3 separate regions of the Homo sapiens genome follow, and all the other regions are linked to region 1. The links are chromatin loops, found by intact Hi-C in ENCODE. Cell type or tissue: endothelial cell of umbilical vein. All regions are shown on one strand.

Evidence for each region. A loop is a pair of places that touch in the nucleus more often than their neighbours do. Peaks named below come from ENCODE experiments on the same cell type or tissue, not always from the same donor. Only the 100,000 strongest peaks of a DNase experiment are listed, where the experiment ranks them.
Region 2: it touches region 1 in a loop (10-fold over the local background); 7 of 110 quality-filtered maps call a loop at or near these places.
Region 3: a loop joins it to region 1, with 12 times the contacts of the local background. A loop is called at or near these places in 4 of 110 quality-filtered maps.

What each region holds. Positions count from the first base shown.
Region 1 is chr2:224,998,865-225,006,864 of GRCh38, reverse strand. The region is part of intron 1 of DOCK10 (dedicator of cytokinesis 10); the gene reads left to right. Among named protein-coding and RNA genes, the nearest start is that of MIR4439, 7.7 kb to the left of the region's middle. In endothelial cell of umbilical vein, a CTCF peak has its summit at 4,611 (motif pointing right); a DNase peak (open chromatin) is centred at 4,634; H3K27ac peaks cover 272 bases.
Region 2 is chr2:224,833,962-224,841,961 of GRCh38, reverse strand. It overlaps DOCK10 (dedicator of cytokinesis 10), which reads left to right. Exons shown (of 56, transcript NM_014689.3): 23 at 66-158; 24 at 1,890-2,008; 25 at 4,131-4,200; 26 at 7,699-7,812. Among named protein-coding and RNA genes, the nearest start is that of CCDC195, 120 kb to the right of the region's middle. In endothelial cell of umbilical vein, a CTCF peak has its summit at 4,197; a DNase peak (open chromatin) is centred at 4,201; H3K27ac peaks cover 2,943 bases.
Region 3 is chr2:224,746,460-224,754,459 of GRCh38, reverse strand. No RefSeq gene overlaps it. Among named protein-coding and RNA genes, the nearest start is that of CCDC195, 34 kb to the right of the region's middle. In endothelial cell of umbilical vein, no CTCF peak of the experiment used is centred here; no DNase peak of the experiment used is centred here.

The DNA of each region.
Region 1 (8,000 bases):
AAACTGGGGATTTTATTTCCCCCTTTTCAAGGTTCACTTTACCCTTTGTATGCACAGGTCATTGACTTTGAGAGGACAGAAACAACATGAGAGATTAACTCTGATATCCATCAATGTTTCTCAACTCTAATCTGCATGTTTATTCCTTCCTTGCTCCTTTTATTTCTCCAAACATAGATTGAAACCATCAATACAAATAAGAGATGTACTCAAATAACTCATGTTAGACAGTGTGTGATAGGTGTAGTAGGAGGACTAGAACGGCTTAGAAGACAGAGACATTACCTTCATCACAGGACCTCAGCAAGTGTGCTCTTTGAACTGGTCTTTGAAAAATGAAGGATTTTGATTGGAAGCATTGAGAGGAACTCTAAGTGCAAAAAGTGGCAGGGGCTAAAACATAAATGGGAGGTATGTCGACATTTAAGAAATGGAGCAGAACTTATTAGGTTTACCTAGCAGATAAGAGCCTGATTAAAAGGGGCCTTTGTACGTTCCTCCTCATTTGGATCATTTGATGAACTTGAGGGAGATTTTGAAGCTTTTCAGCTAAAGCTGTGATATAAGTAAATGTGTAAGCTTAATCTAAAAAAGACAAGAATTGCAGTTAGGAAACCACTAGGGGATTTTATACTAACCCATGCCACTCAAACTAAGATGGCCATAAATGGAAGGTATGGAAACAGTCCATAAAGTAAAGGTGGGGAGAAGAATGAAGATGGTTTTCGTATTGGTCAAATATTTAAAATATATTTATAATGTGTTTGCTCTGCCTAGAAAATTACCTCACCTATCCATACTCACCCCTCCAAAAAATATTAATACCCATCTTCACTCTTTCCACTCTATTTCATGAGGCACCTAATAAAAACCTCCAAGATGTTTTTGTACACCCTAGAGGGTGGTCTTTGGCAGTGAGCATCAGCTCTCTCTTGACTTTGTTAAATTAGACACATGGATAATCTCTAAATTATTTTGGGTGGTTTCATACACAGCTTTAAATAACATTGGATCATATTGTGTGGAAGATTTTGTTTCAGTTATCTTTCAAACTTCAGATTACACTGAGGATAAAGTCTCAATTTAACATTAGTTTGTCCATAACGCTTGCCTAATATTTGCAATTCTTCCCCTTCACACAAAGACCGAGTGGGCTTGGGCTTAGAAACTTTGGTAGACAACAACATTGAACTAAAACTGAATGGCAACATTTATTTAATTTTGTCCTTGTATTATACCATTACTTTCAGTTATTCTGTTTTTTACAAGTGATACTGTTGTCCTGTTTACGTCAAAGAATACAGTTTTAGTTTAAAATGAAATTTTATGGAAAAAAGGTAGTCATTGATTAAAAGGATTTTGTTAAGTATATACTAACAGGTAATACTATGATTTGGCAAAAATCAAGATGGTGGGACATGAATAACTGACATTCAGTTAACACTGCTCTAGTATAAAATCCAATTAGAATTACAAAAACTGTACATATTTTGAAGATGGCTTTTCTCCTCTTCTGAATTCACCAATGATTGAAATCATGTCCTTACATTGCTGAGAGGTGGTTTGATGGCCCATGGAGAATAGAAAGTTGTTTGCCATTATCCATGTATATGGGATAACAGTGGTAATCTGCTGTACTTGAAGCATAAAATCACCATTTTGACTCCTAGAGATTTGTAGGGTTTTTGTGGCAGCTGTACTACTCTGATGGAAGTACAAATTCTATCTATCTCATGACAAAAAGGTTTTTTTCCAAAGAGAACATGAGGTCTCATTTCTCAGTTAACTTTCAAATTGCCTCTAATATATCTAATGACCTCTTTTCTAAAATTAGTTTCATGAAGGGGTTGATTGATTTTAGGCTCTTTATAGATTTAATTTAATGTTCATTCTCCATTGTATTATTGCCCAGCATGAGTCAAGACAATCATACTTATGATTAGAGAAATAAAGCAAGGCCTTTGGGGGCCAAGTATAGAACTACCTTATCCCTGAGCTGGGAGGCTGAGCCACACGTGGACTGAATTGCTGATGGACAAACTCTAATGGCTTTTTTAATGCAAAAAATGCATTCTGGAAGCAGGAAGCTGCTGGGAGAGCCTGCTCTGAAATTGCATCAGCACACTCTTCACATCCTTGGTTCTGTCTTAGGAAAACAAATGCTCTCTGAATTATTAAGCCGACATGTGGCTTCATGCCTAGAGCACAGGTGCTTGAGTCAGAAGGATGTCAATTCAAACACAGCTCCCCCATTTCTTAAGGCTAGCTCTGTGGCTCTGGGAAGTTATTTAACCTCTCTGAGCTTCCAGTTTCTCAACTTCAAAATAAGGATGCACTAGTTTCCTAGGGCCACCATAACAAATGAGCATAACTTAAGTGGCTTATGACAACAATAGATATTTATTCTTACAGGCCAGAAGTCCAAAATCAAGTCAGCAGGGCCACACTCCCTCTAAAAGTTCTAGGGGCAAATCCTGCCTTGCCTCCTCCAGTTTCTGGTGGCTCCAAGAATGCCTTGGCCTGTGGCCACACAACTCCAGTCTCTGCCTTCGTCTTCATATGTCTTTCCCACCTTTTCTTCCTTTTCTCTCTGTGTCTTTTCCTCTGCTATCTCATAAGAACACTTTTCATTGGATTTACGGCCAGCTTAAATAATCCAAGAGGATTTCATCTTGAAAGGCTTAACTCATCTGCAAAGAGCCTTTTTCCAAATAAGGTCACATTCATGAGTTCCAGTGATTGGGATATGGGCATATCTTTGGGGGAGCCACTTTGCAACCCACTGCAAGGAATGATCATGATACTTACATCACAGACAAAACGAAACGAGAAAATGCTGAGCACATACGACACAGTCAAGAAATGTTATCATCATTTTATGATAACTATCTCCTTAGTTTGTCATTATCATGTTTATTAACATTTTGATAGACCTAACTACATTTAACATAACAGTGAGCTCTATTATGATTGGACCTGTAGAGCAGATGTAAAACTCCAATTGCCACTGAACAAGTCACACAGAGAAAAGATGGCCTCTTTCCCCAAAGCAGCTTGGGAGTCACTGGCCTTATTTTATCAGTGTAAATGCACATTATGGACTTTAAAGAGACAATATTTCTTGTGGTTTAAGAGATAGGATGGCCATTAGGGATCAGGGATGCTAATGAAACATCAACAATGTTACCTTGTAAAATTTTGAACAAATACTACTATTAGATAAAACTTTTAATTTGAAACTAAAAGAAGTGAAGCGTATGTCTGTGTTTTAGATTTGCCTTTTTTGAACAAAAGGTTCATTCAGTCAAACATGAAGTCAACACACTCAGGAAAGTGTCAGGATTTCCAGATTGTGGGTCTTTCTTCTGATTCGAGTTGCATCAGCCACGGTTCTAAGGAGAATTCTACTCCCAAGATCAGCATTCTAGTGGAATCATAAAAGGTCCCACACCACCATCAGTGAACTTAGGATCTCCATGGGGATGTTTACCCAAAACTCAAACTGAAAAATGTAACCTTCCAGCCAGGCACGGTGGCTTACACCTGTAATCCCAGCACTTTGAGAAGCCGAGGCAGATGCATACTTGAGTCCAGGAGTTCAAGACCAGCCTGGGCAACATGGTGAAATCCTGCCTCTACTAAAAATACAAACATTAGCCAGGTGTGGTGGTACACACATAGTCCCAGCTACTCGGGAGGCTGAGGTGGGAGCATCACTTGAGCTCAGGAAGTCGAAGCTGCAGTGAGCTGAGATCATGCCACTGCACTCCAGCCTGGTGATAAAGTGAGACCCTGTCTCTAAAATAGAATAAAATAAAAATAAAAATGTAACCTTCAAATTCCTTCCCATTCTCAAATAGAGATGGAATTTGTCACTCTCAGAATTTACCCTGGTCATTTCTCGGTTCTTGCTGTCTGCCCCAAGACAGACCACACTGATGTGGTTCATACCAGTTCTGCAGTGTTGAGCGACCAACAACATTCTGTGGGTGACGAGATGCCACCTGCTGGCTTTTTTCTTTCTGCATATGTGGATGTTTACACCTGCCCGATCATGCAAGACAGACCACACTGATGTGGTTCATACCAATTCTGCAGTGTTGAGCATCCAACAACATTCCAGACTGTTTCTGGAAGCTGTGGGTGACGAGATGCCAGCTGCTGGCTTTTTTCTTTCTGCATATGTGGATGTTTACACCTGCCTGCCCATGCAACTAGCTCCTCGTGGCATGGCGTGGCCATTGTCTCACTATGATGAGGAGTCACTGAGACATTTTCTGTCTCCAAATATTCTCATCAGTTAACAGTTAAAGAGAGCTGAAGAGCTGACTAAATCTCAACTACTGAGGCCAAAGAAATGTATGACTTATCTATCAATAAAGGACCCTAAGAGGTGGAATCAGGCTTACATCTATGTAAACTCACTGAGAAAGCCGTGTTGTCATTGCTGTTCTTGGTCTGTGCCTGCTTTTATTCAGCATGCCACTTGGTAATGGAAACTTGAAGAAATGATACTACAAATAAGTGATATTGAGGATGACAGTCTGTTCATTTTTAAAGGGCAAAATGGCAAAAAGGATGCATTTGTCCTTTCAGACCTCTTCTCACAATGGACAGCAGGGGGCAGTGCTAATATAGGGAGAGTTTAGCATCAGGTAAACAAGTGGTATCGGCCTTCAAAAGTCAGATGCCTTCGTGAGCCACATAGCCTTTCACATTTGAAATACTCTAACTCACTTTTCCTCCCAAGTGTCATTTATTCATCCTTCACGGCCCAGGTCAAATAGCTTAGACTCTGAGAAGCCATATGGAATCCCCCTGACTGAATTACGCTCCCTCTCTCTTGGCTATGGGTTGCTTATGTGTGTCGCCTTACCATCTCCCCCCAGATTCACATGTTGAAATCCTAACTCCTTAGACGGTGGTATTAGGAGGTGGGGCCTTATGGAAGATGGTTAGGTCATGAGGGCAGAGCCCTCAGGAGTGGGATTAGTGCCCTTACGAAACAGGCTCAAGGGAGCTCATTTGCTCCTCCTACCATGTGAGGACAAACCAAGGAGATGCCATCTGTGAACCAGGAGGCAGGCCCTCACAGACACCACACCTGCCGACGCCTCGATCATGGACTTCCTGCCTCCAGAACTGTGTGAAATTAATTTTTGTTGTTTATAAACCACCCAGGTTATGGTATTTATTATAGCAGCCTGCATGGACTAAGACACTGCCCTTCCACAGTATTGCAAATAAAACTCTATTATAGAAAGTCTGTTGTATACTGGCCAGGCACAGTGGCTCATACCTGTAATCCCAGCACTTTGGGAGGCTGAGGCGGGTGGATCACAAGGTCAGGAGATCAAGACCATCCTGGCTAACATGGTAAAACCCCATCTCTACTAAATACACAAAAATTAGCCAGGCATGGTGGCGGGCACCTGTAGTCCCAGCTACTTGGGAGGCTGAGGCAGGAGAATGGCGTAAACCCGGGAGGCGGAGCTTGCAGTGAGCTGAGATCAAGCCACTGCACTCCAGCCTGGGTGGCAGAGCGAGACTCCGTCTCAAAAAAAAAAAAAAAAAAGGTCTGTTGTATATTGTTGTGTAGCTCTTTTCATTCATGACTTACCAAAGTCCCGAGCACCTACCTGCTAGTTCATCTATGTACTTACTGATAAATGCATATACCCTGAATGTGGCCAGACTACTGCTACTATTTCTACTATTAGTAGCTAACCAGTCACTTTAAAGTACTGATAAAATATCACTGCCCATAATAATGTTTGGCATCCCACTGTTGACACAAAACAGCACTAAGCCACTTCATAGTTTAACTCCAATTAACACATCATTAGCCAGATTAACACAATAGCTTCTAGTGATTAATTTTTTTTCTTTTTGAGATGGAGTCTCACTCTTGCCTAGGCTACAGTGCAGTGGCACGATCTCGGCTCACTGCAACCTCTGCGTCCTCAGTTCAAGCGATCCTCCTGCCTCAGCCTCCCGAGTAGCTGGGATTACAGGCGTAAGCCACCATGCTCAGCTAATTTTTGTATTTTTAGTACAGACGAGGTTTCACCAGGCCAGACTGGTCTCGAACTCCTGACTCCAAGTGATTCTCCTGTCTCAGGCTCCCAAAGTGCTGGGATTACAGGCATGAGCCACCCGGCCTGATTTTCTTTCTAGTAGTAGCCTATGACCTGTTTCGGGCAACCTTTCTCTGAGGGAAAGACACAGAAGCATGGCTGGCTCGTAGAGTCACTACTGTCAATCCCTTTTTCCCGCCCTACTGTTGGCGTAGACACCTTGGAGACATTGTGAACGTGTTGAAATTCTCCAGGCCTTCTCACAGGATTGGCACCAATTGCTTTCAATGAATTACGAACAGGAAATGCTCAAAACAATACAATTGTTTCTTCCTTTGCTAGAGAACTCAACTTTCACTCTTCCGCATGTGGAAAGCACAATTCCACGAATGACTGTAATAAATAGAATATGTGTTTATAGATACTAGGAGATCCCCAGCGGTTCTTTCCTTCTAGTTTTAGAATCTGGCCACATAGATCATTATAAACTGCAGCAATAAGACTGAAGTCAGTTTTCCATCATGTGTAAAACCAGTAATTGCATGTGTGTGTGTGTGTGTGTCTGTGTGTGTGTGTGTGTGTCTGTGTGTGTGTGTGACTTGAGTGATCCCAATGCTGCTTTATAAATGATAGAACATAGCCTTTGTGGCTTCGGAAGACTCATCATGAATCTTCCCTGGGCCAGCTATATTTTTGCATAGAAAGTGTATGAAATTGAAATTCACATCTCTTCCCTTTGGATATACTGTAATTTTCAAACTGAAGGTCATTTGCCAATTCAGCAGTTCCTGCTTCAGTGCCTTGTGACATCAGGCAGGATGCTGTCTGAAGAATGATCAGAGAGATCCTGTTGCACCACACATAATAAAGCTTTCAATCCATAGCTGAGCTTTTCCAAGCTCTTGGCATGCAATAAAATACATATTTACTGTTGCATACTGTCAGACTGCAACTCTCAGGTTGGAGACCTTGGAACCGCCGCTTCTTTGGGCTTAATTTTTCTTATCTGCAATTATGGGCATTCAACCAGACAACACTCATTTTAGACTAAAGAATCTACCAAAAAAAAAAAAAACACCATTATAGTGTTTATGGATATTTTCCCAAGAGGGAATCATATTATTTTTGAGATTTGCACCAAAATATAAGCTCCCAGAGGATAGGACTCTTTGTGTCTCTGTATTCACTGTTTTATCCCAAGGGCCTGGGATATTGTCTAGCACAGACTAGCAGTCAGTAAATTTTCATTAAATAGAGAAAATAAGGAAAGAGGGGAGAGAGGGAGGGAGGCAGGAAGGGAGGGAGGCAGGAAGGGAGGGAGGCAGGAAGGGAGGGAGGGAAGAAAGCTAGCATATTAATATCTTATTAAGTTGAGCTTCACTCGCTGGAATAACAGTGCTGAAGCAACTCTGAAGAAGATGTTTGCAAAAAGTTTAAACTATGAATGAGGTAGGGCATGATGGCCAAGTCAGGAGGATCTTTAAAGCCAGGAATGCAGCGTGGGCAACATAGCGAGACCCTTATTGAAAAAAAAAAAGAGAGAGAGACAGAGAAAGAGAGAGAGAAAGACAAAGAAAAACAATACTATAAATGATATCTTTTAGACAAAGTCTTACTCTGTCACCCAGGCTGAAGTGCAGTGGTGCCATCTCAGCTCACTGCAACCTCTGCCCCCTAGGTTCAAGAGATTCTCCTGCCTCAGCCTCCTGAGTAGCTGGGACTACAGGTGTATACCATCACACCCAGCTAACTTTTGTATTTTTAGTAGAGCCGAGGTTTCACCATATTGGCCAGGCTGGTCTCAAACTCCTGACCTCAAGTGATCCACCTGCTTGGGCCTCTCAAAGTGCTGGGATTACAGATGTGAGCCACCACACCCGGCTATAAATGAAATTTTAAGAGCAACACTTTCATAAGAGAAAA
Region 2 (8,000 bases), 160 kb after region 1:
TGGTTTGTGTTTGTAACACGGTTTACGTGTCATCAGAAATAAATACTTTTTTTTTGCTGTTGTAGGATCCACATGTGAATGCATTTTTCCAAGAGTGCCAAAAAAGAGAGAAAGATATGTCTCAGTCACCTACCTCAAATTTCATCCGCTCTTGTAAGGTAACATGACATGCAAGCAGTTTCAGTGATCTCCAGGGTAAAAATGTGCAAAAGAGACTTTTACATTTTCCACCGATGGGCAAACTGGGAGATGATTATTACTCAAGATTTTTTAATACCTTATCAATTCAGAGAGTAAATGATTTTATTTCATAATTTCTGAATAGTTTCTGTTTCTTGACTTAAAAGACAAGCAAAAATCAGTTTTTTCCAAAATAAAAATAATTGAAAATCAGAATCAATTTATTCTAAATTAATTATTAAATCACGAGTCCTTGCAACATTACCATCATGCCTATATTCCATACTAATTGCAATAAAGAATAAAGCCAGATAAAGGTGGGCTACAGTGTTCATACTCAAGTTCTGAAAAAAATACCAGCAGAATATACTTTATTTTTTTCTAACGTATTCATTTTTTAATTAACAAAGAAAAATTATATACCTTTATTGTATACAGTATGATGTTTGGAAATATGTATACATTATGTAACAGCTTCATTGAGTTAATTACTGTATTTATTATATCACATACTTATAATTTTTAAGGTTATAACACTTAATATCCACTCTCTTAGAGATTTTTAAGAATATAACACATTTTTATTAACTATAGTGACCATGTTGTGCAATATTCCTCCTATCTATCTAGCTGAAATTTTGTATCCTTTGATCAACATCTCCCAGCACTCCCCTCCCTAGCCCCTGGTAACCACCATTCCACTCTCTACTTCTATGAATTCAACTTTTTTAGATCCCACATATAAATGAGATCATGCGGTATTTGTCTTTCTGTGCCTGGCTCATTTCACTTAGCATAATATACTCCGGGTTCCTCCATGTTGTTGCAAATGACCTAATTTCCTTCCTTTTTAAGGCTGTATAGTATTCCATTATGTTTATGTACCACATTTTCTTTACCCATTTCATCGGTTGATGGACACTTGGATTGATTCTGTATCTTGGCTGCAGTGAATAGTGCTGCAGTAAAGATGGGAATAGACATCTTCAGCATACTGATCTCATTTCCTTTGGATATACATCCAGTAGTGGGATTGCTAGATTATATGGTAGTGCTATTTTTAATTTTTTGAGGAACCTTCATATTGTTTTCCATAGTGGCTCTTCTGATTTACATTCTTACCAGCAATGTGCAAGTGTTCCTTCTCCTCCACACCCTCTCCAATAATTATTATCTTTCACCTTTTTTGACAACAGCCATTTTAACAGATATGAGGTGATGTCCCACTGTGGTTTTAATTTGCATTTCTCCAATGATTAATGACGTTGAACATTTTTTATATATCTGTTGGCCATTTGTACACCCTCTTTTGAGAAATGTCTATTTGGGTCCCTTGCCCATTTTTTCATTGGGTTATTTGTTTTCTTACTATTGAGTTGTTTGAGTTCCTTATATATTTTGGATATTAACCCTTTCTAAGATGTATGGTTTGCAAATATTTTCCTCCATTCAATGGAGTAAAGTTGTCTCTTTACTCCATTGAGTGTTTCCTTGGCTGTGCTGAAACCTTTTAGTTTGATATGCCATTTGTCTGTTTTCACTTTGCTGCCTGAGCTTTGAGGGTCATATCCAAAAAATCATTGCCCAGTCTAATGTCACGAAGTTTTTCTCCTTATGTTTTCTTCTCATAGATTTATAGTTTCAGGTCTTGAATGTAGGACATGCTTCAAATTTAATTGGTATCCTTTTTTTCTGCCAATTTACTACAGAACTTATTGAATGTGGAAAAGATTCATGCAATCATGAGTTTTCTGCCTATAATTTTGAATCAGCTCTTCAAAGTTCTGGTACAGAATGAGGAAGATGAAATAACTACAACTGTCACCAGGTATCCATAACACAACCTTAAGAGGAGAGACTTTATAATGTGTAGTTACATAAACTCTTAATTATAACTAAACAGTCATCTACTGTTGTGTGTTTACATTTCATTTGAACACATCTCAAATTTAAGCATTTTCCACTCTTGACTCCTTACCTTCTAATCTCTTATTATTAGTAGTAAAGTGTTAGACCTCTTTTTCTTTGATTTTTAAATTAAACTTTTTCTTTTGAGATCACGGTAGATTCATGTGCAATTGTAAAACATAATTCAGAGTTTCCCATGTGCCCTTTACCTGGTTTTCCCCACTGGCAACATCTTCCATACAGGTGTAGAATCATACAGTAGGTAAATGTTTGTAATTGGCTTTTTCATGTAACATAATTCTCTGGAGATTCATCCAGATCATTGCATCTATCAGTAGTTCACTCCTTTTCATTGCAGAGTAGTATTCCACGATGTGGATGCACCACATATGTTTAATTATTCACCTGTTGAAGGACATTTGGAGTGTCTCTAGTTTAGGGCTGTTATGAATAAAAGTGCTATGAACGGCTGGGCCCGGTGGCTCACGCCTGTCATCCCAGCACTTTGGGAGGCCGAGGCCGGTGGATCACAAGGACAGGAGATCGAGACCATCCTGCCTAACATGTAACAGTAGAGTTGGTGAAACCCCAACTCTACTAAAAAAAAAAAAAAAAAAATTACAAAAAATTAGCCGGGCGTGGTGGTGGGTGCCTGTAGTCCCAGCTACTCGGGAGGCTGAGGCAGGAGAATGGCATGAACCCAGGAGGCGGAGCTTGCAGTGAGCTGAGATTGCACCACTGCACTCCAGCCTGGGTGAAAGAGCAAGACTCCGTCTCAAAAAAAAAGAAGTGCTATGAACATTCATGTAGAGGTTTTGTGTAAACATAAGTCTTCGTTTCTCTTAAGTAAATGCCCAAAGTGTAATTGCTGGGGGGCAGGGTGGTTGCATGTTTGATATTTAAGAAAGTGCCTATTCTCCAGAGTGGCTGTATAATTTTGCATTCCCACAAGAACCTTTTTTTTAAGTATTAAATGCTTTAACTGTTCTCACTTTAAATTTGGCTATACTGAATTCTTCCAACATCTCTAATCTGGCCAATGCCTTCACAAATCACAATTTCTTCTTTATAGAGATAGTGCTTTGAATTAATTATTAAATTATATATTTGTGCTGTTCATTTTTTTAAAAAATTTAGTCATAGCATTCTGGAAAAAAATGTTACTTTTGGCATTGAAATGTTTCCAGTATCTTTCTAACTCACAGGCATATTACTGACCTCTTTCTGAATGAGGGTTTGTAGCCTAGTTTTTAAAGCAGAGCCTGAAATTCTGGACAATTTAAATATCTCTAATGGCTTCACAACCATCCAGTTCTGGACCTGCATCAAAAGTCCCCAGCTGTGCCTTCAACTCATGCTCTTTTCAGCATGTGAATGTGTCTCTGTGTTGGCAAGACTCCTAGATATTGCAGCTGATAGATCTGTTGAAATTCTGAGATATTCCTAAGCACTATAGCCATGGAGCAGCTGGTAGTGTTAATGTGAAAAAAGATCCACCTGTACATCATTGCTGCTAGAAACCCCAACCCAGCTAAGGGAAAAACAAAGCAAAACAAAACAACTGCATCTTAACCTAATTACTTTTTCCAAAAGCATATATAGTGCCTATAGGTTGGAAGGCAAGCCCTCTTCAAATGAAATATGATTATTAATTTGAAATTAAAAGTCTAAAATTTTAATTAGGCACTAAAAATAATCCCTTTTGCAAAAAGATAATGTCAAAAACGCACAGACCATAATTAGCACATTCAACTTGGACAAAAAGTCTCCATTGTGATATTACAACACTACTTACATCTTTGTGTTTCAAAGTTTCAAAGTTGGAAATGGCTAATCGATGGAAATGGCTCATTGATGCTATAGATATTAAATGCCCAGTATTGGATATGGGGCTGAGGAGGGCAAGGAAGGAGTCAGAGATTGGTTCATTCATTCACCCAGTAATTATTAAATACCCAATTTACAAAGCACTGTAATGACAAACTAAAGCGGGGTTTTTCTGCCCTCTCCAGAAAGGCCACTGAACAGCTTTGCTTTTGCAGGGTTCTGACCGACATTGTGGCCAAGTGCCATGAGGAGCAGCTGGATCATTCTGTCCAGTCATATATTAAGGTATGAAATGCCTCTTGGAAATTGCTCATATCCCCTTGTGCTGTGTGACTTGTCTCATTTCCTGTCTGCAGTAAGTGGGAAGTTTTCTCCCTTTAACTGAGTGGCGCCCACCACAGTAATATCAGGAATTTGCCTTAGCTACTTAGAATTCCATCTCTTTGCATTAATGGGCTAGGTGAATTTTTAAATGTATAAATAATGTGTACCTGTGCACATAAATAATTAAATGGGGAGAGAGAGGAAAGAAAAAGATAGAGGAGAAAACTAAAGTGCTGTCCTTTTGAAGTCAACATTACAAGTACATGAGATTCCTGTGTTAATTTAAGGAAGACTTTCCTGTTGGTTTGTTGAATGCTCTGTGTTTCCTCTGTAATGCTTTCTTAGCTCTTTCTATTGTTTCCTCAGGCATTATTTCATTTTCCCAGTTACTGTATATTTGTACCTGCTTCTGGTATGTTAAGTCCTTTATCTTCTGGCATGAACCACTTGCCCATTCCATCAGTGTGCACTGCTTCTTCCAGTGTCCTACGTCAAGTGTTCACTCAGAGACGCTTCTATTCTCATTTCCAGTTGGCCTGTGGATTAATGCCAGTGAACTTGTGATGATGTTTGCACTTTCATAGTTCCCACCTAAATGTCATCCTCTTGAATGAAAAGAAAGAACCCATCCAGAAATACAGAAGAGTATCTTAAATTACTTTATAATACATAGAGGACCTAAATCTCTTATTTTTTTTCCTATGCATAGATTAAATCTTTTTGAGACATAGCTTTTTCATCAAAAAACTGTATTCTCTTAATATGTATGCACAGACAGATACTCATATATTCAAGATGTCTAGAAACTTGTTAAAAAAAAAATCGGCCAAGCGTGGTGGCTCACGCCTGTAATCCAAGCACTTTGGGAGGCCGAGGCGGGCGGATCACGAGGTCAGGAGATTGAGACCATCCTGGCTAACACAGTGAAACCCTGTCTCTACTAAAAATACAAAAAATTAGCCAGGCGTGGTGGTGGGCGCCTGTAGTCCCAGCTACTTGGGAGGCTGAGGCTGCAGAATGGCGTGAACCCGGGAGGCAGAGCTTGCAGTGAGCCAAGATTGTGCCACTGCACTCCAGCCTGGGCAACAGAGCAAGACTCCATCTCAAAAAAAAAAAAAAAATTCCACACTCCCATAAAAGGAAGTAACCAGAAATTGCATTCTGGAGTGAACCCCTCTGAGATACCATCTGTAAGGAAATTTTTTTCATTACAGTTTTTATATCCATATGTTTTCTATCTGCCAGAAATGTTAGTTGTCTTCCCAAATGCCAAAGCATGAGTATGTGCCCTTTTTAAACATAGGCTATATGCCAAAAATAGTTATTTCACAATAATTTCTCTATTGTATAATTTTACCCAATAAGATCCACATCTCAACTGCAAAAAGCCAGTTCCACCTACACAAGCCTTTTTAGTTTGCTCCCTAAGATAGGGTCATAGCTTAGTTTTATAGAGTATCGATGAATTTACCATTCAACAGAATCACCTGGAGAACTTTCACCCTCTCAATGCTTCATTACCCGAATGTTTCATTTCAATCCTTAAAGGGACTGAGAAAGAGAAAAAAAGTTACTGATCCATCTTACACACAGGCATCTCCATTTCAACACATATTATTTTCCTCATGTCAGTGGGATCATTGAAAATTACATTAAGAACCCTCCGGTGTTGTGACTATTTTTGTGATTACCAAGGCTAGCTCTTTGTGAATACCTCAAATCTCAGACTTTCTACCGGTGACGCTCCTGGAGAGATGCATTAGAAATGCATCCTGGCGTGACCTTTATTTTTAACCAGGGTATCTGAAATACCCAACAAGACCATCTCACTTTATAATACAGGAGATTATCTACTTAGCTTGCTTTAAGTGATTCAAATCCAAAAATACACCTATGTGGAATTTTAGGCTGATAACAATTTTATAATAAATTTTAACATATCTAAAACAAATACCTCCTAATAAATGTAATCAACTCGCATTTTACTCGGGAAAGAACACTAAGCTGGCAAGTAAGAGACTAGATTCTAGTCAATTCTAGACTTAAGCAGTCAGCCTCTCTGAACCTCAGTTTTCTCCTGTGACATGAGATGAAATGACCAAAGGAACATTCAGTTCTATCATCCTGTGATTGGACTCTTGTTACAGTGCGTGCTTGAATGTCCTCCAAAGATGTGATATTCAATACAATTTGTATTTATTTAGAAGTTATCTAAACACCATTTCAAGTTCAGTGGTGCTAAATGCTGCTAACTCACTTCGTCTACAATATGCAAAATGCACACATACACCGTGTCTTTTTCAAAGATGCGTGTCTAAAGCCAGTCTAATTAAATGCCATGGTTAACAGTGATTTGTAGCACTGATGGGTTACAGTCAAAATTTTAAAATAAGAATATTTCAGTGCCAGTTTAAATGCCCTTCAGGCTAAATAACTGTGCATGGCATGAGCTCATTGATGATGACGTTACTCACATCTGAGGTATAACCCATGAGAGGGAAAAATTGTATTACTCTTGATTTTATCTAGTTTCATGCATCCATTAACTTCATCTTTCTCCTTTGAGATGAGCTTGGAGAAGTCAAATCCCACCATGACAAGTTAGGTGCCAATGTGCTACAAAGTTTAAAGAAACAGTTACAGATCCAAAAGCTAATGTGCCTCTACATTAAGCCATTCCTTCTCTTTCCTGCCTTCACTCTCAATTACGGTGAAATCCGAATTGTGAAAATTATGAAGAAATGTCCTTCCACGAGGCAAACCCAATTCATAAGTGAAATATTATAATTCAGTAATAAGCATTTTATATTTGAACTTTATGTATGTGCATAAATTGATACTGATATTCTTAAGAGATGAAGAAATACTGAAAACTAGCCATTATGTGCCCTCAGTGGTGCATGCCAAAACCAATTTTTTGAGGAAAAAAAATAAGTATGCAGCATTTGTTATCTTACTGATGGCCAATGTTCATGAACGCCTTGATAGTGTGTCTAAGCATGGGATCATAGACCCTGGGCTTGTGGGGAGCTCACGTACTGGCATCTGGAAGGCACTGGCTTCCCCACTTGGCTATTTGAGTGGGTGCTCTACCCTTTCAGGATGAAGAATTGCTACCATGCCACCTGTTACCAGTGGAGGAAGGAGAAGGGGAATGTGTCCTAAGTAGGTGGGTCAAAGCCCTCCATGTTTCCTTGAACGTGCTAAATGGCTCTCTGGCTCTTTCTCTTGATTTCTACAAAGAGTTTCAAGGAGAGCTTAGGTGAGCAAGGCCCTACTTCTGCAAAGCCCTAAATAGGAACAGGTGTGTACTGCTCTTATCATTGGGCCTGCATTTATCTCATGGCAAAATCTGGCATGAGCAGATAATTTAGAGACATAAGTTATTCACATGACATAGTTTTTGAAGCTTCATTTTTCAAAGTATTTAACTTTATTCACTTTTTGGATTTTCTTCAGTTCGTGTTCAAGACCAGGGCATGCAAGGAGAGGACTGTACATGAGGAACTGGCTAAAAATGTGACTGGTCTTTTGAAATCAAATGACTCAACAACAGTAAAGCATGTCCTAAAGGTAAGAATTTAAAGATGGTCCTTTAACTGTGAGTACTAGGCATGGGTCACGCTTACTCCTGGAAAATGATAGGAGTCATGGATTTTCATAGACTTTTTCTCTTGCAGTTTCCAGCATAAGGTTCATATTGAAACTTAGCATATAAAGATACTAAGCAAAAGAGATCTATATCGAGACAACATAGAAAA
Region 3 (8,000 bases), 250 kb after region 1:
TTGCCCATTTTCCTTTCCTATCTCACTATTGCTCCTGCTTGGAATGAGTCAGAATCCCAAGAGGGGATGGGTAGGTACCACACCCCAGTAATGGGGATTTCCTAACATCATACATTTGGCAAGAACGAAAGGGTTGTCTTAAAAAATGCATGAAACACAAATGAATTCTAGCCCAGCAAAGTCAGCCAACAATTCCCTGACTCCAGGGCAAGTCACTGGCCCTGGAGGATCTGAAGTTTCCCATTTACAGAAGCTCCCACATGTTGAGACATCTGTTTGTTTCTGATGGATAACATGGCAACATTATTTTATACCTTATTTGGCCTTATTCATATGTACAGCATTAAAAGTTATATTTTCAAATCAAATTGTCAAAAAAATAACAACAGGATGCCTTAAATTTGAATAATAGTTTTCAACATGGCTTTGAGTTACTACTGATTTTTCCACTCTCCTCAAGTGCAGCTTTCCTACTCTATTCAACATAAACTGATAATGACTTTGGTAAAAATGCAGGGCCCATGGAGGACTGTGTAGCTGAGAGGTGAAGCCAGATGGACTTCCTGGGTTGAGTGGGGACTTGGAGAACTTTTCTGTCTAGCCAAAGGATTATAAACACCAATCAGTGCTCTGTGTCTAGCTAAAGGTTTGTAAATGCACCAGTCAGCACTCTGTAAAAATGGACCAATCAGCACTCTGTAAAATGGACCAATCAGCAGGACATGGCAGGGCCAAATAAGGGAATAAAAGCTGGCCACCCCAGCCAGCAGCAGCAACCCGCTTGGGTTCCCTTCCACACTGTGGAAGCTTTGTTCTTTCACTCTTCACAATAAATCTTGCTGCAGCTCACTCTTTGGGTCCACACTACCTTTATGAGCTGTAACATTCACCACGATGGTCTGTAGCTTCACTCCTGAAGTCAGCGACACCACGAACCCACCGGGAGGAACGAACAACTCTGGATGCGTCATCTTTAAGAGCTATAACACTCACTGCAAAAGTCTGCGGCTTCACTCCTGAAGTCAGTAAGACCACAAACCCACCAGAAGAAAGAAACTCCGGACACATCTGAATATCTGAAGGAACAAACTCCAGACACACCATCTTTAAGAACTGCAACACTCACCGTGAGGGTCCACGGCTTCATTCTTGAAGTCAGCGAGACCAAGAACCCACCAGAAGGAACCGATTCTGGACACATAGCTACAATTCAGTTGCATCTTCTGGAGGCCACAGAAATAATTCATGGCTGGAATAATAGATAATCATCCCACCCTTTCATCCTAGAAATGGCCTTGAGTGCAGTGCTCATGTTGGGTGAGAACCTTACATTATCTTCTAAGCAGTTTCATCTTTTGAATGGAATTCACAACTTCTTGGGTTTCCTGTTCACCATATCAAATGATATTCCCTCTGAGGTGTAACTTTTAGCATATTCTCTTTTCTAAAATTAGCAAATAGTATTTTCCTTATCAGAATAACCCACTGATATTTTCTGTACTAGGATACCTTGACATTTGAATACACAATTAATATCAGATCTGAAAGACTTCCTACTGCCAAGGGTAGGTGACCAACACCTTCTCCTGGTCTCACACAGCTAAGATGTTATATGGCACAAGGGTAATGAAAAGAGTAATCTATGAAGGAGACAGAAAAGAAATAATTGAATCCAAGCAAGTAACTCATGAGAGGCAAAGATTGTGTCTTGTTTGTGTCTGTCAGAGGCCTAGCAAAGTGCCTAGCACAGAGAAGATTTCAATTAACACTTTCCAAACACATAGGTGAATGAATGAATAAATGAATCAAAAAGAAATCATCAAGGTTAGAGTTCCTTGAGCAATTTCATACTGACTAGTGACTCTTTTTGGTTTCCCTACTCATACTGTTGAAGGTGGAACGTTCTAAATTAGAATGACATAGCAGTGTGGAGCACCACTCTGGCTGTGGAGCAGGGTTGCACAGATGGAGGACTCCAGCTCCGTTGCTAATTGCCTGTGTGGCCCTAAGTGAGTCTCCTCAGCGAGCTTCAGTTTCATTATCTGTAAAATGGTAATAATAAATACACAAATTTTGAAATTGCCCCAATTTTTCCATAGAACTAATGGTTTTTTCAGTAAATATAAAAATTGACCCTCTTGGTCTTAAAGCTGAAAGTTACATCTGTCTTCTCTGAGTTCCCTTCTCAGAAAACAGATTCACAGGCCTCCCAGATAGTATCAAGGAACTGAAACTTACCAGAACTGAAACATGCAGACAATGAGACCCCTCATCCGTCATAATTCCCTAACTGACCACCTGCTTCCTACTGACCAATCCTCTTCCTTACCCCTCCCTAATTCCTGTTTTCCCACACATAGTTACATTCCTTCCCTCACTATATAAACACCTAATTTAAGTCGGTTGGGGAGCCCAATTTGAAACCTACCCACCATCTCCCAGCTGATGTCAACTGCATTAAAAAGCCTTTCTTCCCTGGCAATACTCATTGTCTCAAGGACTGGCTTTCTGTATAGTGAGCAACAGGACCTTGGTTGAACCCCTGGTATTTGGCAACAGTTTCACCAGGTTATTAAGAGGATTAAATGAAATAAAAAACACAAAGTCCTTAGCATAAAGCCATACAACAGTAAGCATTCAATATTTGTGAGATCACTCATAATTGAGATATAATTATGAAGATGGTACCAAACAGAGCCCAGGTGAGAAGCTCAGGGTTATGACTTTAAATTGTTTTTCTAATTATGTTTATTAAAAGAACTATACGGGCCGGGCGCGGTGGCTCACGCCTGTAATCCCAGCACTTTGGGAGGCCGAAATGGGCAGATCACGAGGTCAGATCAAGACCATCCTGGCTAACATGGTGAAACCCCATCTCTACTAAAAATACAAAAAATTACCCGGGCATTGTGGCACGCACCTGTAGTCCCAGCTACTTGGGAGGCTGAGGCAGGATAATTGCTTGAACCTGGGAGGCGGAGGTTGCAGTGAGCCAAGATCATGCCACTGCACTGCAGCCTGGGCAACAGAGCAAGACTCTGTCTCAAAAACAATAATAATAATAATAATAATAATAATAATGATACAAATAAATGAATAATAATGAATGCATAAACTAGGAAATGGGTAACTCATGTTGTCTCCTTACGTGGCCTCCAATGAACAACCTAGTGCCAGCTGGTAAACCTGGGGTCGTTTTCTTATCTGCCAGATTTCTCAGGGCGGAAACACATCTACTAAGAGACTAGCAGAGTGCACACTGCATTGTGGGCACTTGGGAAGTGTTCAAAGCACAGAAACATTACTCATTATCTGTAAACGTCCCTAAGGAAAGATGCTAGCTACTATTTTTTGCCTTGGATAAGCCCTCTGAGATTGTCCATAAAAGATTAAAGTAGAATTTCTGACAAAGAAAATGAACACAAAAAAGACATTGCTCTGTGGTAGGCAGACCTATGTAAACCCAGCCACAAAGGCCAAGGAAGTTAAGAGGCCAAAGAAAGAGGCTGACAAATCCAGTTTCTCAGAAAGAAACATTTAATAGTGACTTACAAATAAAAGCCATAGTTTCCGGTGGTGATGAGGCAAGATGGTGGATCCTGGCACCATTATCCCCCAGACCCAGGGCTTCTATATGATAGGGTAGGAATGTGTAGGACAATTGAAGTCAAAGAAAGGCACGAATGTCATGTGACTCTCACTAAGGGCAGTATTTATGGTCAAAGTTGTTTTGACCTAAGGACAGATTTACTCTAAGCATATGCTCTTATACAAGGAACAGTAGATAAAATAGAAATCTTAGAGGCATTCCCAGAACTGGGGTTAATCAGAAGTCAACATGGTGACTAGCATCCAAGATGGAGTTGCTTTAGTCTCCACAGGCATGCTTTCTCAGGTCCAGCTGGATAAGACAGTCATTTGTGTAAAGATGTTTCCTTTTTTTAGTCCATGACGTCAAAAATAATTTAAGATTTGACTTCTCTGCTAGAAGGTCAACTTGATCTTTCTTAGTGACAAAAAAATTGGGAAGATGTAAGGTTTTGTGGTATTTTAAAATTCCTAGAAGATATGTAAAAACAAGAAAATGTATAATCCTGACCTGCCACTTGCATTAAAAGCTGAGATTGAATCCTTTGAGCTGGAGAGTAAATTTAAAAATAAATAAATGAAATAATGTTGATATTGGAGACTGATTGAATGGATTAATGTTCTCAGCAATCATATGCTGTAATTAACACCCCCAAAACAGCTCAAAGATGGAATTTATAGCTTTTCAGAGCAATGCTGTGAAATAACTAAGTAGAAATACATATATGTATACATGTATTACTCTGAAAGAAATATAAGACAAAATTCAAATGGAGACGATTAGGACATGGGGGAGCAAGCAGAAAGGAAACCTAAAGTAAACTATTCATTTAGTCCAGGCGCGGTGGCTCATGCCTGTAATCCCAGCAGTTTGGGAGGCCAAGGTGGGCAGATCACTTGAAGTCAGGAGTTTGAGACCAGCCTGGCCAATATGATGAAACCCTGTCTCTACTAAAAATACAAAAATTAGCCAGGCATGGTGGCTCATGCCTGTAGTCCCAGTTACTTGGGAGGCTGAGGCAGGAGAATGGCTTGACCCGGAAGGCGGAGGTTGCAGTGAGCCCAGATCACGCCATTGCATTGCACTCCAGCCTGGGCAACAGAGTGAGACTCTGTCTCAAAAAAAACAAAAACAAAAACAAACAAACAAAAAAACTATTCATTTACTAGTTTATTCCAAAGACCAACCCATGCACATCCACATGCAGGGATAGTATGACAATTTTGACTAGAGAGCAAGACTTTATGCCATCACAATGAGTGTAAAATAGAAGAAATGAATACAAAAATGACAGACTGCTCCAACCTAGTTACATTGTACTTGTTGGATTTTAGATTAAACAAATTGGAGTAAATAACTTGATGCCATATAGTGTTGCACGTACTTGCAGAAGAATGGCAGAACTTCCAGCCAAAAGGCTTTTTACCACACTCCAGACACTCCAGGATAACTTGGGAATCATCTCTGAGGACTCCATAAGCTGCATGGAATCTATTACACTTTGACAGAAGGTTGGTCTAGGTTGTGCCCTCTGGTGGTACTTTAGGAAATTTTGAGGGATTGGGGGAAAGAAGAATGGAGAGAGAGAGGAAAGGTAAAAAAGAGAAGGGCAGAGTATAGGGTAGAAGTAGGGGATGGATTCCTTGAGTGCCCACCATTTACACCATGCCAAGCAATTTTACCTAAATGGTCTCATTAATCCTCTCAACTCCACTGTGAATAGGTATCCTTAGCCTCATTTCATGGCTCAGGAAATGGAGGTCCAGGGAAGTGAAGAAATTGGTTCAATATCACAGTATAATAAGTGACAGAACAAGGTTATTCTCAGTTCTCTCTGCCTGCCCACTGCTGTTCTGCAACTTACCAGATGCCTGCACTTGGTTGACCCTAAACCAGATTCCTCAACAGGTCAACAGCAACCCACCTGCAGTGACCATTTCACCATCACCCACTATGTCATCAGGTACCCTTCCTGAGGGCATTCCCCATCCTGCAAAGGACATCCCTGATTCCACATGAGGTTAAGGAGACGCTGCTGCCTACCCGTTTCACTCTAAGCAAATTCACATAATGATGTTTTTCACCCTAAATGCCAAAACCCAGAGTTTTTTACAATGAAAAATCTCTTCTGAGTAAACTTGAAGTCTACTCTGGAAGGTAAATTTGTCACTGGAGGGCTGATAATGAACTTAAAGTTACTATACTGGACATAGATGTTTTAAAAGATACTTCATTCAAGCCAAGTCTGCTAAAGCCTATCGAAAAACATTTTGACTTATTTTATTTGAAAAGAAAATTTGTGTTCCCTTTCAATGGTATGCCTTTCTATAAACGGAATTGCTCACATTTTCCTCTATTCCAAGAACCGCATACAGTAAACCTTGAGAAAAAATATTTTTCTCCGACTTCCTTTTTCTTAGAAATCTATTGTCCATTTTGATTTTCATTCTCAGTGCATAGCTACTTACATTTTGTTTTCCAATTCTCTTCTGGGATGTGTTCACATTCATTTTGGTAGCCATTTTAGTTTGTCTCCTGTTGATCTTTGATTTTATGTTTATTTCCATCAGACATACTTCATTCTTACTTACTTCTGAAATTGGCATTTATGCCAGAGATGGCTAGCTGCCTTCCCAATATCTGTTTTGCTCTTCTTTTCCAGTAACGCAACCATGATTTTATTCAAGGGATGAAACTGCTGAGACAAAAGACTGTATTTCTCATCCAACCTTGCTGTGTCTATGTGATTAAAGTCTGATCAATGACATATAAGTGGAAATGTCAGGTGACACTTCTAGAAATGCTCCTTGACAGAGCGCCAGACAGCTGGCCCAGGCCCTTTTTGTTCTTCCTCACTTCATTCCTCCTGCCAGGCGCGTGAGCCTGAGCCCTGCTAGCCATCTTGGACCAGAGGAAAGATTGTCAGTCACACATTACAAGTGGCAGAACAGACAGGATACCAGGTCCAAGATAACAGTGGAGTGCTATGCCAGTCTTACACTGCCTATTTCTGGAGAGAAAAAAAGGAAACTTAAGAACTCATCTCGTTTAAGCCTGTGTTGCTTCTAATGTTGTTACTAGTATCTTTACACAATTGTTAATAAATGCAATCTTCCTGGACTCCCCTGAGGATATGGAGTTCCTTTCTGGAAACTACAGATAGACGAAAGATACTTAATTTTCATCTAATACTTCGAGATATGACCAGGTGAAATGTTCTAAGGTATTAAAAGTCTGATTAAAGACAAATCCTATGACAGTAAATTTAACTTTGAATCAAACTTCTATAATACCACAGTACTACAAAAACTGGCAAATAAAATTTCAATACAGCAACTTAAACACCATATTTTTTAAAATATTCATTGTCTCAAGGGCTGATGATGATCTATATACTGAAAAATATTAAATACTGGGTCATGGCTATGGACCTTGGGTTGCAAGAACTAGCTTAGGAAAAACAAAGTATTGGTTTACCTAACAAAAAAGTGCAATAATAGACCCACTTTCCAACATGGCTGGATCTTCAGGAATCTGTCTCTCTTCAGCTCTCAGCTGTGATTTTCTTTTTATTGGTTTTATTCTGAGGCAGGCTCTTTCTATATGGCTGCAAAGTCAACCACTAACTGGTCCAAGACTATAGTTTACCAGCTTAAAAAAACAGTGGAAAGGCCAGGTGTGGTGGCTCACGCCTGTAATCCCAGCACTTTTGGAGGCTGAGGCAGGCGGATCACCTGAGGTCAAGAGTTTGAGACCAGCCTGGCCAACATGGTGAAACCCCGTCTCTACTAAAAATACAAAAATTAGCCGGGCATGGTGGCAAATGCCTGTAATCCCAGCTACTCAGGAGGCTAAGGCAAGAGAATTCCTTGAACCCATGAGGCAGAGGTTGCAGTGGGCCAAGATCACACCACTGCATTCCAGCCTGGGGGACAAGAGTGAGACTTTGTCTCAAAAGAAAAAAAAAATAAACAGTGGAAAGAAGGCACTTTTTCCCAGATGTAATATACTAGATTATCATTCAGCAAGTATTCATTATCTCCCCCTCAACTTTCATGAGAGCCTTTGATGTCAATATTGGTCACACGATTTGCTTTGGCCAACGGAATATTAGTCGATGTGACATGAGTTTGGCTGAAATAGGCTTGCACAGTGGGACACGGTCTTTTACACTTTGCTTTCATCGTTAGAGGACTATGCTTTGAGTTGAGTAGCTACTGGCCCAGGGAGGATGAAGGACACATGGAGCAAAATTGGAGCCAAGCCCAGCCCATCTTACCATGTGTAAAAAATAAATAAATAGTTTTCAACTGAGATTTGGAACGGTTTCTCACACAGCTTATGTGAGGCAACAGCTGATTGATGCAGGTGAAATTCCACCAAAATTGTTTAATCTCATTAGCTCAGGTCA